Regions from separate parts of the Homo sapiens genome. Here region 1 is linked to region 2. A link is a loop called in an ENCODE intact Hi-C map of the cell type or tissue named here. Cell type or tissue: heart right ventricle. All regions are shown on one strand. Each heading gives the region's core, and the rest is flanking DNA. Links, peaks and the distances in the headings are about the cores only. Region 1 overlaps RC3H2 (ring finger and CCCH-type domains 2). Region 2 has its middle 11 kb from the start of OR1K1.

Evidence for each region. Peaks named below come from ENCODE experiments on the same cell type or tissue, not always from the same donor. Only the 100,000 strongest peaks of a DNase experiment are listed, where the experiment ranks them.
Region 1: it touches region 2 in a loop (2.5-fold over the local background); 1 of 110 quality-filtered maps calls a loop at or near these places.

What each region holds. Positions count from the first base shown.
Region 1 is chr9:122,861,781-122,867,162 of GRCh38, forward strand. RC3H2 (ring finger and CCCH-type domains 2) reads right to left here. Exons shown (of 21, transcript NM_001100588.3): 10 at 3,569-3,877. Among named protein-coding and RNA genes, the nearest start is that of SNORD90, 16 kb to the right of the region's middle. In heart right ventricle, for the core only: no CTCF peak of the experiment used is centred there; no DNase peak of the experiment used is centred there; H3K4me3 peaks cover 737 bases; H3K27ac peaks cover 2,303 bases.
Region 2 is chr9:122,808,017-122,813,398 of GRCh38, forward strand. No RefSeq gene overlaps it. Among named protein-coding and RNA genes, the nearest start is that of OR1K1, 11 kb to the left of the region's middle. RefSeq lists a silencer at 2,395-2,564. In heart right ventricle, for the core only: a CTCF peak has its summit at 2,506 (motif pointing left); a DNase peak (open chromatin) is centred at 2,495.

The DNA.
Region 1 (5,382 bases), core at 177-5,176, 54 kb after region 2:
AGATTAGTCTAGCAGATGTTTACTTCTATGTGTAACTGTATATTAAAATGTAAAAAATAACTAAGGAACTGTGGGTAATAAAAGTAGGTACAAACGTAAGGGTTTAGAGTATAAAGATATTTTAGGACTGTGCTTATTCTTTACATAAAGTAAAATAGAGACAACAAGGAAAATGATTAGGATTTCCTTAAAACAATAACTAATATTTATCAAGTGGTTATTTGAGTCTATTCCAGGCACTGTGCTTTACATAAATTATCTGGTCCCTCCATGTCAAAATGTTATATACCTAAAATTTGGATTAGTACTTTGAAATGGTAAACTCATAGACTTATCAACAAAAAGGCAACAAGATCCATGATAAGGTCAACATTTATTGCCTCATGAAATCATGCAAGCTATCTCAAAAATTGGAACTTATAGAAAAAGCTAATCTTCAAGGCAACAAGATCCATGATAAGGTCAACATTTATCACCTCATGAAATCATGCAAGCTATCTCAAAAATTGGAACTTATAGAAAAAGCTAATCTTCAGTCACATCCTAGTGAGCATGAGATCACTATCCTAGATGACTTTCAGGATTCTAGGCTCTCCTCCATGGCAGCTTCTCTCACACCTTATTCATTTTGCCTGTGCTGCCTTCTCCATCCACAAGGCCCTTCCTTCCTTGCTATCCATACTTTTGGAAATAGCTCAGGTATCATCACTTCACCTCTAAGAAGCCATCCACAATACCTCTCATAGAATTATTCTTTTTCCTGTGTTCCAATAACAACTGGAACAACTGTGTTCCAATAAAAATTTAGATTTATTTTTTAAAAGTCTTTACCAGCTGGGCACAGTGGCTCACACCTGTAATCCCAGCCTTTTGGGAGGCCAAGGCGGGCAGATCACTTGCGGTCAGGAGTTCTAGACCAGTCTGGCCAACATGGCGAAACCCCGTCTCTACTAAAAATACAAAAATTAGCCGGGCATGGTGGCAGGTGCCTGTAATCCCAGCTACTTAGGAGGCTGAGGCAGGAGAATTGCTTGAACCTGGCAGGTGGAGGTTGCAGTGAGCCGAAATCGCACCATTGCACTCCACCTGGGTGACAGAGAGACTCCATCTCAAAAAAAAAAAAAAAAAAAAAGTTTTTACCCTAGTCTATTTTGTTAAAAAATTGAGATACAGTTCATTATTTTAGGGTGTACAATTCAGTAATTTTTAGTATATTCACAAGGCTGTCCAATTATCACCACTAATTCTGAAACATTTTCATCATCCCCAAGAGAAACCTGTACCCATTAGCATTCATTCCCCATTCCTGTCCCAGCCCTAAACCCCTAGAAACCATTAATCTACTTCCTGTCTCTATGAATTTGCCTATTCTGGACATTTAACATAAATGTGACCTTTTGTATCTGGCTTCTTTCATTTAGCACAATGTTTAAAGGTTCATCCATATTGTAGCACATAATAGTACTTCATTCCTTTTTTATGGCTGAATTTTCCATTGTATGGATATAAAACAGTTTTACAAAATTTTCTTGCCAAAAATCTTCAAAAGCTTATTTCCTAAACATGTATACATAAGGTCTCCATAATCTGGCACCAACCTATCTAACCTTATTTTATACCAGTCCCTAATATAAGCCTTCAGATCTAAAAGACTGGTCTCCTCAATATTCCATATAATTACAGATAGATTTAATCCATGTTATGTTGTTTTTTTTCTGTAATTTCCCATATTTCTCCCAGCAATATAAAATTTTCCTGTCCTTTAATCCAACTTCAGTACTGTTTCATATGTGTAAATGCTGTCTCCACAACTATATCATAAATCCCTTAAAAGCAAAGTATCTTGTATTCATGTGCCAAAAACAGCTACAAGATTGAGTGCATAAATAACATTTGTTAACTAGACCATGTTCTCAAATATATCTTTTCTAAAATCTTGCCCAGGGAAGATTGTAAAAGTCCTTTTTTTTTTTGAGATGGAGTCTCACTCTTGTTGCCCAGGCTGGCGTACAACGGTGCGATCTTGGCTCACTGCAACCTCCACCTCCCAGGTTCAAGCGATTCTCCTGCCTCAGCCTTCCCAGGTAGCTGGGATTACAGGCATGCGCCACCATGCCTGGCTAATTTTGTATTTTTAGTAGAGACGGGGTTTCTCCATGTTGGTCAGGCTGGTCTTGAACGCCCAACCTCAGGTGATCTGCCCACCTCGGCCTCCCAAAGTGTTGGGATTACAGGCCTGAGCCACCGTGCCCAGCCTGTAAAAGTCCTTTAATAAACAATCTCCCCCATCATGTGCTGACTGCAGAAGTAGCAAATGTTACTGCTTATCTATCCATCATTGATTGCTATGTGCCTAGCACAATGCTTTTTTCCTAGCAGGCATATAACAGATACTGATAGACTATTTATAGGCAACAAAATCTGAACATCAACATATTGATGAATATTAAAATATTCATCAATCTAAATCTTACTCAAGATTTTAGAGTTGGAAACAACTTTTCAGATAATCTGAAAATTTAAAAACCTTTTTCTAAAGGCACCAAAACCCTCTGACAAAGGAAATCTTATGCTGACACTCAGTAACAATTAATGGTGATAATAATAATAAAGCAAATATTTACTGAGTGCTTACTATCTGGTAGGCATTGTTCAAGGCATACTGGAGTATTAATTCACTTAATCCTCGCAACCAACATATGAAGTTGACACCATTATAATTCTAGTTTTATGAAGGAGTAAACTAAGGTAGACAGATTAAGTAACTGGCCTAAGATCAAACAGCTGGGAAACCATGAGCCAGAACTTGAAAGCCCAGAGAGTGTGGCTCCAAAGAGTCCCCTCCTTTTTTTTTTTTTGAGACAGTGTCTCACTCTGTTGCCCAGGCTGGATTGCAGTAGCACGATCTGGGTTCACTGCAAGCTCCGCCTCCTGGGTTCATGCCATTCTCCTACCTCAGCCTCCTGAGTAGCTGGGACTACATATGCCCGCCACCATGCCCGGCTAATTTTTTTTTTGTATTTTTAGTAGAGATGGGGTTTCACCATGTCAGCCAGGATGGTCTCGATCTCCAGACCTCATGATCTGCATGCCTCAGCCTCCAAAAGTGCTGGGATTACAGGTGTGAACCACTGCACCCGGCCAAGTGCTACACCTCATTACAGAGTATAAAGTGAAAGCGCTCTGACTGAAACAGAGCTAGAGGCTCAGCATTTTACCTGCTTAGGTTTCTATTTAGTTCTTTTCTGGCACCTCTATGGAATCAACACTACAGTTCAAGAAAATAAGGTGTGAAAAAAAAACAATTCTGGTCCAGTCTCTTTGGGAGAGTTGAGGAAAACAAAACTCAGAGTTAAAGTCACTTTCCCACTTTCCAAGTTCACAGGGCTATTCAGTTGCAGAACCAAACTAGAACTCAAATTTTTTAGTATTTAGTGTTTCTTCTACATCACAAAATATTCTGCATAAAAATTCTGATTAACCGGTATTCATCAGCAGAAATAAAAACACTCAGGCATTTCTAAAAAGGAAAAAGAATTTCCAGTAATCATTTTTACCTAATACCTACTTTTCAGTTACAGAATCTGCAGAGGGCCCAGCAGCATTCTGACCATTAGCGCCAACCTTTCCCACTTTCTTCACGGTCTCCAGAGCTCTTAAGGTACTGTCAGTACTACGTGAGATTAGCTGGGAAACACTGTTTTCTGCATTTGAAATTCCGTTTGTACTTGGAACAATTTTCCCTGTTGTTTCAGTACTTCCTATGACAGAAATGACATTTCCGGCTGTGGTTGTGACAGTGTTGTTTACACCAACTTTATTTAGAAGAGGAAACGTTCTTACAGTGGCATTGATCTTTTTGTTCCTTAATCGATACCTGTTTCAAAAACAATCAACAGATTGGTGAATATTTCACTAAATCTTACTCAAGACAAAAAATGGCAATGGGCAATGGGAATAGATTGAAAAAGGAGGAAACAGTTTTGACAAAAAGTTTCTTCAGCTAAATAATCAAATACAGTCTATATCAAATTCTACTGCAACAGATGCCACATGAAAATATATATGCCATTCACATATAATATACATGTAATTAATATAGCAAGCCGAGTTTATATGTATTTTTTTTTCCCCTCATGCCACTTTGTCCAAGAATGTATTCAAAAAAACCTTTTGAGGGAGTGGAAAGAGACCATTTGAAAATTTTGTATAACTAGAATATAAGGGATGTTATGTAAAAATGACAGGAACTGGCAACAAATTTGGTTGAGAACACAGAGTAAAGAGAAAAGGTATGCAAGAGCTGAAGCCATTTTCTGTTGTTACCAAACTGTAAAAGGATTATATAATTTAAAAAAATAATTTAAAAAACTCATTCTTAAACAAACATTACACAAAAATAGAAATTCTGTATTATAGTTCTCAGAATAGTTTATACCTAAAGTTAAAAACATTTGTATGAAAGATTTTTCTGATACTAAGTTTTGAGTTTTATTTATGGTGATCATTGGATATAATACTCTAATACACAAAAGGACTGGCAATTTGATTTTGGATTCCATTTAAGAAAATGTCTCCCTCTCCCCCTCCCCCTCCCCCCTCCCTCTCCCCACGGTCTCCCTCTCCCCACGGTCTCCCTCTCCCTCTCTTTCCACGGTCTCCCTCTGATGCCGAGCCGAAGCTGGACTGTACTGCTGCCATCTCGGCTCACTGCAACCTCCCTGCCTGATTCTCCTGCCTCAGCCTGCGGAGTGCCTGCGATTGCAGGCGCGCGCCGCCACGCCTGACTGGTTTTCTTATTTTTTTGGTGAAGACGGGGTTTCACTGTGTTGGCTGGGCTGGTCTCCAGCTCCTAGCCGCGAGTGATCCGCCAGCCTCGGCCTCCGGAGGTGCCGGGATTGCAGACGATGTCTGGTTCACTCAGTGCTCAGTGGTGCCCAGGCTGGAGTGCAGTGGTGTGATCTCAGCTCGCTACAACCTCCACCTCCCAGCCACCTGCCTTGGCCTCCCAAAGTGCTGAGATTGCAGCCTATGCCCGGCCGCCACCCCGTCTGGGAAGTGAGGAGCGTCTCTGCCTGGCCGCCTATCGTCTGGGACGTGAGGAGCCCCTCTGCCTGGCTGCCCAGTCTGGAAAGTGAGAAGCGTCTGCCCGGCCGCCATCCCATCTAGGAAGTGAGGAGCGTCTCTGCCCGGCCACCCATTGTCTGAGATGTGGGGAGCGCCTTTGCCCCACCGCCCCGTCTGGGATGTGAGGAGCGCCTCTGCCTGGCCGCGACCCCGTCTGGGAGGTGAGGAGCGTCTCTGCCCAGCCGCCCCGTCTGAGAAGGGAGGAGACCCTCCGCCCGGCAACCGCCCCGTCTGAGAAGTGAGGAGCCCCTCCGC
Region 2 (5,382 bases), core at 108-5,107:
CCAGCTAAATTGTTTGTATTTTTAGTAGAGACAGAGTTTCACCATGTTGGTCAGTCTGATCTCAAACTCCTGACCTCAGGTGATCCACCGGCCTTGGCCTCCCAAAATGCTGGGATTACAGGCATGAGCCGCCGCACCCAGCCAAAATTGTTTTTTAAAAAGGAAATGGGATAAGGAAAGGCTGGATGGGCTGGAGGTGCTTCCAGGCAGGTAGAGAACTCTTTGGCGTACCAAGATGATGACAAGGAACTGAGGCCTTGGGAGTAGAGGGAGAGCTACATCAAAGACAAAGCCACAGAGTAAGAGCTGCATTTCCTGACCACCAACTACAGTAGTCTGCTCAGCTGCCCTAAAAAAATACCACAAACTGAGTAATGATAGAAATATATCTTGTCACAGTTCTTGAGGCTGGAGGTCCACCAACACCATGGTGCCATAAGGGTTGGTTTCTGGTGAGGGATCTCTTCCTAACTTGTAGACAGCTGCCTTCTAGCTGCATCCTAGCATGTATCTGCTCTGTGCACATGCAGAGAGCAAGGGAGCTCTGGTGTCTCTTCTTTTAAAGACAGTGGTCTTACTGGATTTGGTCCCCACCCTTATGACTCATTTAACCTTAGTTACCTCCTTCAGTGGCCCTATCTCCAAATACAGTCACTTTGGGGGTTTGGGAATTTGGGCTAGGTTGGGGACGGTTCAGTCCATAACACCAACTATGGGGCAGGCACCCTTCAACTGTTTCCAAGAGCCTCTTTTGATAAACATTATTATTGCCTGTTCATGGGTAAGGCTTCCCAGACAGTGGTAAAATTCTGAGTTCTGAGCTCTGAGTTCCTAGGTTTAAGTTCTAACTTTACTATGTACTAACTGGTTGACCTTGGGCAAATCATTTAACTAAAAAATGAGGAAAATAATATAGCTCTGAAGTGGTGAGAATTATCTAAGAAATAAATATAAACTGCTTAGAAGCCAGGCATGGTGGCTCTCACCTGTAATCTCAGTACTTTGGGAGTCCCAGGTGGAAGGATTGCTTTAGCCCAGGATGTAGGGAGACCCCCTGAAACTATTGCTACAGAATAAAAGATGAAATGCTCCTGATTATTGTAAATACAAAATTGCATGCTGGATTGTGTAAAGACAATGCCAGGTTGGACTGCCAGAACGAGCCAACAGCGCGTGATGTGCTTCCCCCTGCAGAGAACCTATGAATGGACGTGCAGTCAGGGAGGTTTCACATCACCAAGATTCCTATCCCAGAAAAGTAGATGTTCATAGCTCTGGGAATGGAATGGAACCCTTGTGGAAAGCCTATAAACGGATGCATGGGGGGGCGCCTGTCCATATGGATAAGATAGGGCTATAAATGCCCTCATCTTGCCACAGCTCTTCCAGGCCTCTTTAGGGTTAGGGCATACTCCCTTCTGAGAATTTCTGGTCTAACCGGTTCTCTAGCTTCACGTCCTGTTTCTATGGATTGTTTGTAACCAGCTTTTGTTGCAATTGTTACTACTGATTAATAGCTTGCTAATCATAGGTTACGGAAAGATTGTGTTTCTGTTTTAAGGCTCTGTTAGAAATTACTGATGCATGCACTATATTGTAAATTCTTATCTCTGTATACCGTACTTCTACGTACAAATGTACTGTACTTCTACATACAAATGTTATTACTTCATCCCCATGTGACCATCTCACCTCATAATCAAATGACCCTAAATCCCTCACTAACCCACCCCCGCTGTCACTAAACTTAATAATAAATGCTGGTATATCCAGTGCATTGTTGGCACCACGGGACCAGAAGGCGGTGACCCCCCCTGGACTCAGCTTTCACTATCTTGTGTGTGTCTATCATTTCTCAACCTGCCGATCCACCTGGGAACAAAGAGAGAGCCCCGTTGCACTGCAGGCTGCTGGCCAGATCCCACAATACCAGGAATTTGAGGCTGCAGTGATCTATGGCTGCACCACTGCATTCCAGTCTTGGCAACAGAGCAAGACCCTGTTTCAAAAAACAAAACAAAACAAAACAACAGACTGAAAAACAAAGTGCTTCCTTACTCTCACTATGACAGGTCTAGGGGACACAGGTAGTAAGTCACTGGAAACAAATGGTGGGATTGGGATTTGAAACAAAGATTGTACTCTTAACTAAGAAGCTATGTCTCCTCGAGTCACCCACCTTGCAGCATCTTGGGGCTGGTGGGTGCCGCCTGCCTTCCTGTTCTCTTCTGTCTGTTTTTTTCTCCCCCTTAGTTGACCATGATCTGAAAGTCAAGTGTATATATGTTGTCTTCATCAAATACCATTTTGTTTGCTTTGTTACTCATTATTTAAAGTGTGTGTATTTAACATTTTCCCGTTCTCATTCCTAAAAACAAATTCTCTAACATTATTCTTACATGGTGCTACGTATCTCCCTCAGGCCCCTACTCTGCAGTCTGTAGCACAGCGTCCATAATGGGAGCAAAACAATTCATTCCTTCTCCTCTGCTGCCACCGCGTGGCCATTTTGCATTATAACCCGCATTTCTGCAAAGTAACCAGGAGGTAACAACCTCTTTGGCAAGGCTGAGGATTTAACTTGATCTTGTTTGTTACCTGGTTCTCAGTGAGCATAGGTAGTAGACGTCTAATTAAAAATATGTAACATTTATGGAAACATGATATAAGAGATGATCTTCTGCCCTATTGTGGTGAATTCCAGCCTACTCATGTTGCCTTGGGGATTTTCCCCACTGAAGGAGCATATATTAACTGATGCCAGCTCAGATCAGAGATCAGAGATGACAGGACACAGTCCCTGTCCCCAAGGAAATACTAGTCTGGTCTGTAAACAAATCCAGTTCAACTTTGGCTACCACACACGCTGAAGACAGAGTTACCCTACAGAAAAGAGAGACAGAGCTATTCAAGTCACCAGGATTTCCCATCTCACACTTCGGAAAAACTTTAAATATTTCTTTAAGTTGAATTAAAATAATAGCATGATGACAACAATAGATAATTTATTGAGACATTTCTATGTGTTAAGCAAGGTGCAAAGTGCGTTCTGAGTATTAACCCATTGACCTCCTTTTTTCTGAGATGGAATCTCACTCTGTTGCCCAGGCTGGAGTGCAGTGGTGCAATCTCAGCTCACTGCAACCTCTGCCTCCCAGGTTCAAGCGATTCTCTTGCCTCAGCCCCCCAAGTAGCTGGGATTACAGGCGTGCGCCACCATGATCAGCTAATTTTTTGTATTCAGTAAAGAGGGGGTTTCACCATTTTGGTCAAGCTGATCTGGAACTCCTGACCTCAGGTGATCCGCCCGCCTCAGCCTCCCAAAGTGCTGGGATTACAGACATGAGCCACCGTGCCCGGCCCCATTGACCTCTTATCCCAACTACTGTTATCCCCCTTGTACAGGTGGGAAAATGGAGGCAAGGCTAGTGTTGGATGGACCCAGGTTTTGAGCCCCCATTTTCTTAACCAGTGTTGCCATCACCTGTAGGAAGACATGTCACAGTATGACTGCCTCTCTCTGAAGAGACAGCAAAGACTTAGGATCCAGAGAGGATGTGAGGTTTGAGCTGAATTTTCAAGGATAAATAGGATTTATTTGAGTTGACAAGGGGAAATTGGTTTTTTTTTGGGGGGGGGGTTGTTTGTTTGTTTTTTGAGACGGAGTCTCGCTCTGTCGCCCAGGCTGGAGTGCAGTGGTGCGATCTCGGCTCACTGCAAGCTCCGCCTCCCGGGTTCACGCCACTCTCCTGCCTCAGCCTCCCAAGTAGCTGAGACTACAGGCGCCCGCTACTACGCCCGGCTAATTTTTTGTTTTCGTATTTTTCGTAGAGACGGGGTTTCACCGTGTTAGCCACGATGGTCTCGATCTCCTGACCTCGTGATCCGCCCGCCTTGGCCTCCCAAGGTGCTGAGATTACAGGCATGAGCCACCGCGCCCGGCCGGAATTGGGATCTTAAAGCCCTTTTTTAATAAGTGGGATCAGGGTTTTGTAGAGGATGGATAGTTTAAAAAAAAAAAAACAAAAAACTGATGACCTCTATGGATCTAAGGAATGTTTGCTAGGTGCCTCACCATGCTAAGAACTTTAGCTCATTGAACACTTCCAGCCACCCTGTGAGATAGTTGCTATGATTATCCTCACTTGGGAGATCACAGCTCAGAGACACCAAGAAATTTAACCACAAGCATTCACAATCCAAAATAAATTCTTGGAGTGGAGGGAATCAATGGGAGTGAGGCTTCTCTGAGAACACAACTTCATATTCTGTTGGCTTTTAAACTGGGTAAATGTTTTATATGCTCAAAAAGGTGGAACCAAAAAGGATGTATTGGAAAAAAAAAAAAAAGCAAACGCTAGGTCAAACACAGTGGCTTACGCCTGTAATCCCAGCACTTTGGGAGGCTGAGGCAGGAGGATCGCTTGAGCCCAGGAGCTTGAGGTTGCAGTGAGCTGTGATTGCGCCACTGCACTCCAGCCTGGGCAACAAAGTGAAACGCTGTCTCTTAAAAATGAAATGAAATTAAAATAAAGAAAATCACCTTTACGCATACCCCCAATGTAATAATTTGGTTCAGGCAAGGATGCCAAGACTATTAGGTGAAACGTTATTGTAAGAAGAGGATATTCACACAGTCTCAAAGTATCACAACACAGATTTCTTTCTGCTAACAAAGGGGAAATAATTTTACTATATGAAGATTTGTCATTCACCACCTTAACCAAGTGATTAAACTTAGCATCATCAAGCTGACATCAGATACTCCCTGACTTATGTAGTAAGAACTACACAACATCACCTCTGGTGATTGTATTATTGCCAGAAATAAGGAAACAATCTGAGAAGCCAGAAATTGGAGCATTTTTTATGACAGTTGGCCTGGATTCTTTAAAAAGCCTCAGCAGAAGGGTGGCCAGGCTGCCAGGTGGCTGGGCATGATGGACCCAGCTGCCGGTCTAGCCCTTCCTTATGCCCAGGCTTAGACCCATCCCCAGTCACCTAAATGAATAAATGGTTAAAAGTCACTGATAAGGCTGGGTGTGATGGCTCACGCCTGTAACCCCAGCACTGTGGGAGGCCTAGGCCGGCAGATCACTTGAGGTCAGGAGTTCGAAGCCAGCCTGGCCAACATAATGAAACCCCACCTCTACTAAAAAAAAAAAATACAAAAATTAGCCACATGTGGTGGTGCACACCTGTAATCCCAACTACTCAGAAGGCTGAGGCAGGGGAATCGCTTGAACCTGGGAGGCAGAGGTTACAATGAGCCGAGATCATGCCACTGCACTGCCAGCCTGGGCATGGGCAACAGAGCAAGACTCCATCTCCACAGGAAAAAAAAAAAAAAAAAGACTGATATGAGCCAGGCATGGTGGCTCA